2 separate regions of the Mus musculus genome follow, and region 2 is linked to region 1. Evidence: chromatin contacts called from ENCODE Hi-C or POLR2A ChIA-PET data. All regions are on one chromosome and are shown on one strand. The core of a region is the stretch at or near the end of the contact, and the rest is flanking DNA. Distances in the headings are between cores, read along the strand shown.

Region 1 (3,498 bases), core at 438-2,937:
AAAGAACCTGAGACAGTGAGCAGCCACCTAGCGAATCCAATTCGTCATGTGCTAACTACCATTATTATCTTGTCTGCCGAAGGTCACGTGCCCACGAGTTTCACAAGCGGCTTTGGGCAAATTCTTGAGAATTCCCCCTGCAAGTCTCACATGAAAGAACTTAATGTGCCGAGAGAAAATGCATCCTTCCTGTCAGAACTCAACAAAATAGTCTGTCTTCAAGGGTAAGATAGAAAATTCAAGGGCCTGTGTTCTTGCTGAATACATTATTGATTATCTCCTTGGGACATTCTGTGAGAAAGACACAGCCCAACACTAAGCCCAGCACTATGAGGGAATAAAAAAAATATTAAGAGAGTTCCCTCCCCCCAAAAGGACTCACAATTAAATTAAAGGAGAGAAATATACACGGATATGGTCATTAAGAGTGAGTAACAGATTTCCACATTAAAAAGATGATACAGGCTAAATGCTACAGAGTTCCATTTGAGGAGGACTGGAGGACCGGGCGAGGGTTGTGAATAAAAGGCTCTAGATCTTGTAAATTTAAACTAGCTTGTAAATAGGTATAAGTTCTGGCCCTGCCTTGCCATTTTGTCCTATTTAAAAATGAAGTCAAGATGCCCCATGCAAAATGATACTCTAAACGAACGAGGCAGGATCGAAAGACATGGAAAACACGCCCACGATAGAGGAAGAGGGTCCCTCATTCAGGAATCCTGTCAAGTCTCTTGCCAACAGAGAAACAAGAATTCTGGCATAATTACCAACTGCTGAAGGCCCTTTTGCCCTTCCCAGATATTAAACTACAATTTTTCAGCGACCCTCACCAATTACACCACCCCCACCCCCATGCAACCCCTAGCGACTTGTGCCTACAGTTCCATCCAACGCTTCTCTGGGGCCAGCACACTTATTTCACTTACCAAGATAGCAAGAAAGTGGGGAGGGGGTGTCTCCTAGCAACCTTTTAAGATGTAACTCACGAGCTACTAGAATTATACATGGCTAACACAATCAATTGCAACTCTCCTTGAGCCAGTTCCCACCCTGGGTATGCATTCTTCTTGAGCGCTTCTCTTTCTCCTAATCCTCACACTAAACCCCTCTATTAAAATGGTTTTTATCTCCAACTTATACCGGCTAGTCCTCAGCGCCGATTTCATTGTATCTTCCCTGTGAGAACAGTGCCACAGGCAGGCGAATACCTGGGGCTGCTGCTGCTGCTACTGACGGTCGCCCCTGCAGCTCTCGAGTGCCCCCTGCCGCCGGAACCCGCTCTCGCCCCCATCTTAAAAGCTTCTGCCCATTCCCTGGGACTCTCCCTGGACTTCACTAAGGAACTAAGCCAAGTGACATTTCTCCACCCCAGATAAAAATCTGCAGCACAATTAACGAGCCTCAGTTTCCTCAACGGTCCCTGAACCCTCGAACATTCTCCACCTCCCCAGACTTAGCGGGGGACCGCCGAAGTTCACAGTCCAAGCTCCTTACCCCGAACCCTCTGCTGCCCCTGGTGGCTGCCACCATCTTACCCCTTTCTCTTCACTCAATGTGAGGTGAGACGACCCATTCTTGGCAACGGTAGATTTAGAACTACATTTCCCATCAAACCATTCTCGACATCGCGAGAGTTCCGGCGAGACTTGCGGAGGGGAGGGAAAACGGGAAGACTGCGCGCAAGCGCGATCTCGTCCTTTCCGAGGTCCTCTGCCGCGTGTTTGGAAGTTATGGCCGCGCGGGTCTGTGGTGTTCTCCCTGAAAGGCCTAAGCTTTGGGTGATGGTAAGTTGTGGAAAAGGGAAGATGAGGTTTTTCCTACACATACCGTCGACACGCTTGCTCTCTCCGGAGGTGACGTGTCGACGATCAGCCCTTTCCTTTGCTATTGTGGGCCTTAGGAGGTCTGAGATGCTGTCTAAGGAAATGCTCCCCAGACTGCGAGACGTTTGATGCGGACGGGATGAAGCCCTTTTTGGTCTTCGATCTCCCTTCTCTTGGGGCGGGGAGCGGTCTTCTCTCTGTGACCCAAAGCCAGCCATGTGCTCAGCTCTGTCTTCCCTGGGGTCTCCATTGAGGGTGGTGGCCTTAAGTGAACACGAGTGACTCCTGCTAACTACAGATTGTCATGAACGGGATTGAAAACTGAAAGCCGTTAGCTCTAACGCGGCATAACTTCTCCTTCCCCGAAGGCATTGCCTTTTGGCACTCGGGAGACAAGATGCAGGTTCCGTCTCAGAAGTAATGGCTGGATCCCTGAAAGCCAACGGGCTCGGTGTGGTCCACCCGTCAGAAGGCATAGGTAGATGGTGGGCATCTGCCTCAGACATAGTTCTCAAGTTCAGCCAGAAGAATGCGCGTTGAGCCCTCTGCAGCCCGTGTCGGTAAGGGTTCCAAACAAGTCCAGAAGAGGGTCTGTGCCGGTGTAATTTGGGGCTATAGAGTGTCGTTCTGCAACTCAACGTGGTTGCCAGAACCGGATTTCCAAAAATGAGTTGGGTTGGCACTGGGGGGTTTGGGGGGCCTCTTGCTGGTTGAGCTGAGGATGATTTAAGTTATCCCTGTCTGAAATGACACTTTTGTGAAGAGTCATGGTTTACTGAGGCTCGACGTTTTGAGGTCTGTTTTGAGAATGACCACAGTAAGGTTGCTTCTGTTAGAATGAAGTGGGATCTCTTTATTACTCCTTCAGACGGAGGTGTTGTCTCCAGGAAGCATCATGGAAAGGCGTGGTGGTGCACAAGGGCCTTCAGGATGCCTGCGCCTGGTAAGAGCTTCATAGAGTCGCAGGGGTTGTGGTAGCTGGGAAGGGTTGGTTGTTAGGTTTGGGGTGGGGGTGGGGTTAGAGGTTGTTGGGGATTGATTGTCCAGAGGAGGGCGTGGTCCTCCTTACTCAGCACTCTCACAAGCTGCATTTAACATTGGTGAATACAAAATTGTTCCTCACTCAACTGCTAAGTAAACTGACGTTCAGTGAGTGGGTTCTGTTTCTTTTGTATATGCGTGTGCCACTGCATCTATGTGTCTGGTTGACTTGAGTGAGTTTGGTTTCCCCTTTAGCCACCAAGCTGTTTTTTGGCCTAGAAATTGGGTTAAGTAAAGATTTGGGCCTGCTACCTGGGAGTAGCACAGAGCCTTGTCTTCTGTAACACAGAATCACTGGCTTCCAAACCTGGATATCTCTCAGAACACGTAAAAAGTGTTAAAATACACACATTTCCACCCAGGTCAGTGGATGAGACGGGTATGGAGTGGAATTAAGAGTCCTCGAGGTTTGAGCAGGCATGGAGAAACGGTTTGATGACCATTCTCACAGCAAGACCAGAGCACTGGCTATGTTTAAGCACCTCCTGAGATAGGTTTTTTTAATCCTCAGTCTTAACAGACAGCCATATGCTTTTGTACATGTGGGTGGGGAAAGGAGACACTCCTTTGTATAGTGTCACCTCTTAGTGGCAGGTGTGGTAATGGCTGCCCTTCAGTAGGGTCGCTGTAGTGG
Region 2 (3,499 bases), core at 583-3,082, 170 kb after region 1:
AATATTGAACATCTTTAATGTCTAGCACTTAGAAGGCAGATCTCTGTGAGTTTAAGGTCAACCTGGTAACACAGTGAGTTACAAAGAGTCAGTATAAGAAACCACACTTGTAAAAATAGAAATAAAACTTCCTTGATAAAGCAATGGTTGCACTAAAATGACCTGGGGCTGGGCAGAGACGGCTCAGGTTAGAAGCACTCAATTCCTCAAAGCACCAAGGTTCAATTCTTAGCACCTCACATGATCCCAATGGCTCACAACTATCCATAATTGCAGCTCCTGAGGTTCTGACCTCAACCAACAGGCAGAGACTGGTAAAACATATACATGCATGAAGTTTTATTTAAAAAAAAAAAAATGCCCTGGAGGAATCCAGATGCCTCCCCACCCCCCCACCCCCATGGAATCCTTCTTCCGAAGTAGGACTATAAACAGGTCAATGTGTAGGGAAGACTTTCATTGCTTTTACAAGGTTAGACAGAGTTCTGCTAACAGGCTTGCGGATTTGTGTGTGTTTATCCAGAGACAGGGTTTCTTTGTGTAGCCCTTGCTGTCCTGGAACTCATTCTGTAGCCCAGGCTGGCCTTACAAAAATACCACTGCCTGTCACTGTCCATGGTTTTTGAAAACTTAACGTGAAATAATTTACCTGTAAGGGGGTCTGCGTTTCTCCCCCGCGTATTGGAAAAGATCATCTGTGAAAAACTTGGGCACCTTGTAGTCTTCCAAAAGTTTCCTTCTTTTGGGGTGTTCGCCATAGCTGCTATCGAAGATGTAAAGGGGACTGTCATCGCGGGTGCTCTCCATGTACTCGATGTAGTACTTCATCTTCATCTTAACCGAGTAGCCGTCATTATCCTCGCCGCACTTGAACTTCTGGTTCCGGTATTTCCTTTTGAGGCGCTCCAGAGTCCATTTCTCCTGTGCGGACCAGCCCTCTTGTGCATTGAGCAGAACCACGGGCTTGTAAGGCCTCTCGTAGCGCTCCACGAACTCTTTCACCGACAGCTGTAAGGCATCAGCTCTCTCCACGTTATCCTGCGGGAACAACAAAAGACCTGTCCCGTTAGGACACTGGAACAAGTCCAGTGGCGGATAAAGGTGTCCCACAGGGCCAATTAGCAAAGACACCCGTGAGCAATGGCACACACGAGCAAGGAACGAGCGAGCCTCTGCTCCTCCAGGGGGCCGGAGGGACGGAAGGAGGCCCACGTGCGTGCGGGCGAGCACGTCGCACCCGGAGCCACCCCTTCACGGGAGGGAGGGGCCCGAAGCTCCCACGACCGAGCGAGTTTTGACAGCCGGGCTGCGGGGCCCCATCGGGGGACCAGCGGCCCTCGGAAGGCGGGCAGCCGTCGTGTGGGGTCCCGCGCCCCGCTCACCGGCACGGCCGCGGGGTTCAGCGGGTAGCTCTCGTAGTAGTTGTGCCGGGTCCAGTCGAGCGAGTCCTTGAGCTCCGGCCGCGCACTTCGCTTGGCCTCGCGGATGCGCTTCTTGCTCTTGTGGTTCATCGTGAGCCGCTCGCCGTCCGGTTCCGCCCCGACCCCGACGCGGCTCGCGTTTCCTGCCACCAAACGCGCCCTCCCTCCCTGGCTGGCGCGGCCCCGAGACGCCCTTCGCTCCGGCCCGGCGCCTTTAAAGTCGCCTTCCAGAAGATTCACTCCTCAGCCGCCACCGGAGCTTTGGGTTGGGCGAACAGCGGCCTTCCTCCCCGCCCCACCGCCTCATGCGGTCCGCCATTGGCCTCAGCGACCTGCCAGACCCGCCTTCATGCACGCCAATTGGGCGCCATGTTGGGAAGGTCGCGTCGCCGACGCCCTGCCCCTCCCTGCTTTGGCCTACGCAACACTTCCGTCTGCGCGTCGCTTCCCTGCGGTCTCCTTCCGGCCGGGCCCGCTGCGGCCTCCGGCTTCCTGTGTTTGCCATGGACAGTGTCCGGCCCCGCGCTCCTTGGGCACCGCCTCCTGACCCGGCGTCCCTGGACTCCCCTACGTGCGAGCCCGGCCTCATGGCCGGGACCCAGCTCTTTCGGTTCCGGGAGGAGCCAGTTCCCGGAGGCAATCGGGCGGTGCTGGAGGTCCGCGTCCCGCAGGTGCGTGCGGCGGCACCCACGTGGGAGCCCCCTGTTTGGAGCGGGAGTGGGTTGTCCTTCAGTTCTCGGCTTCGTTCATTAGCACCAGGTCTGGTGTGAAGCCCGGTGAGGGGTTAAGTGCGCTCCAGTGACACATTTAGGGACAGTGCCAGGAAGTTCACTGAATTCCACCAGGAAAGTGGCTGTCTTGTCCTGTGATGCTAACTTTGTACTCTTTTGAAAGCATCTGTCAGTATATCTAACACGGCCTGCCCCCCTCCCCACCAAACCTCCGGGTACTCTTGATTGAACCTCTGCCTGTTAGGCAAGTGCTCCGCCACTGAGTGGTAGCCCTAACTCTCTGTTTTATTTCTGAGCTCAGGCAGGCTTTGAATTTGAACCCCCGTTTCCCGCTTCTTAGGGTTAGGAGTGTGCGCCACCATGCTGGCTTAAACAGTGCCGGGGCTCGAATCCAAGATCCATACACGATAGATGATAGTTGTGCTTTTGAGTTTATCCCAAACCCCGTAATCTTTGCTGTTTAAATTTTGGGACCAGGGATTCCTGTCTCCAACACCCCAATAAAATTTTATACATCGGCACTGGCTTGTTCCCTCCGAGCTCATAGCTACTCTAAAACTGACTAACTCTTCCCAGGTAGTCGGGTTTTACAAAGGATTTTCGTGTTGTAATGTAGGCAGCTGGACCATAGGTAGGTAGGTGTCCCTGGCAATAGTAAGGGGAGCAGAAGGTATAGCCTTCTGCTATACAATGCTGCCACCTGTAGCAGTCCTCGTTTGTTTGTTTTTTTTCCCAGACTTCTACACAAGTGAAGCAGAGATTTTGTTTTGAGACAGGGTCTCTCTATGTATCCCTGGTTATTGTGGAACACATTCTGTGAACCAGTCTGGACTCAGGGTTCACCGTGCCTCTGCCTTTGGAGTGTTGGGATTAAAGGTGTATTCCTCCGCCCTCCCAGCAGCCTCTAACATTAGAGAAGAGATTCTTGGCTGTGTACTACAGAGAAATATTTCAGGACAAATAAGCGTGAAGCAGAGTTGGAAGATACTAATAACCTGGATCTTTTTAAGTTTGGGCATTAATAGACAACTAGGAAAAGGACAAGAAGGCATGGGGTACAGACTTCATAAGTCAGAATACTGCACTTGAGTGTCTTAATAGCCATATGAATGATTTGGTAACATCTGGAGTTAAATTGTTTAAGGAATTTTTTTGTTTGTTTGTCTTGTTTTGTTTTTCGAGACAGGGTTTCTCTGTATAGTCCTGGCTGTCCTGGAACTCACTTTGTAGACCAGGCTGGCCTCGAACTCAGAAATCCACCTGCCTCTGCCTCTGCCTCCCGAGTGCTGGGATTAAAGGCGTGCGCCACCACGCCCGGCTGTTTCAGGAATTTCTAAGAAACTTGTT

What was found. A loop is a pair of places that touch in the nucleus more often than their neighbours do. ChIA-PET counts read pairs that join two places held with the same protein, here RNA polymerase II (POLR2A).
Region 2: POLR2A ChIA-PET joins it to region 1 with 19 read pairs in Patski. The contact joins the promoter of Mettl23 here to the promoter of Snhg16 in region 1. A Hi-C loop is called at or near these places in 1 of 37 maps with a recorded cell type or tissue (T-helper 2 cell). POLR2A ChIA-PET finds 5 or more read pairs at or near these places in 3 of 5 experiments (Patski and embryonic stem cell).

Annotation. Positions count from the first base shown.
Region 1 is chr11:116,669,973-116,673,470 of GRCm38, forward strand. Snhg16 (small nucleolar RNA host gene 16) reads left to right here and starts at 1,688. Exons shown (of 5, transcript NR_027821.1): 1 at 1,688-1,784; 2 at 2,192-2,383; 3 at 2,692-2,766. It overlaps Snord1c (small nucleolar RNA, C/D box 1C), which reads left to right and starts at 2,533; the gene lies at 2,533-2,610.
Region 2 is chr11:116,841,683-116,845,181 of GRCm38, forward strand. Mettl23 (methyltransferase like 23) reads left to right here and starts at 1,833. Exons shown (of 5, transcript NM_028865.3): 1 at 1,833-2,092. The coding sequence starts at 1,925. It overlaps Jmjd6 (jumonji domain containing 6), which reads right to left and starts at 1,767. Exons shown (of 6, transcript NM_033398.3): 1 at 1,383-1,767; 2 at 650-1,038. The coding sequence starts at 1,511.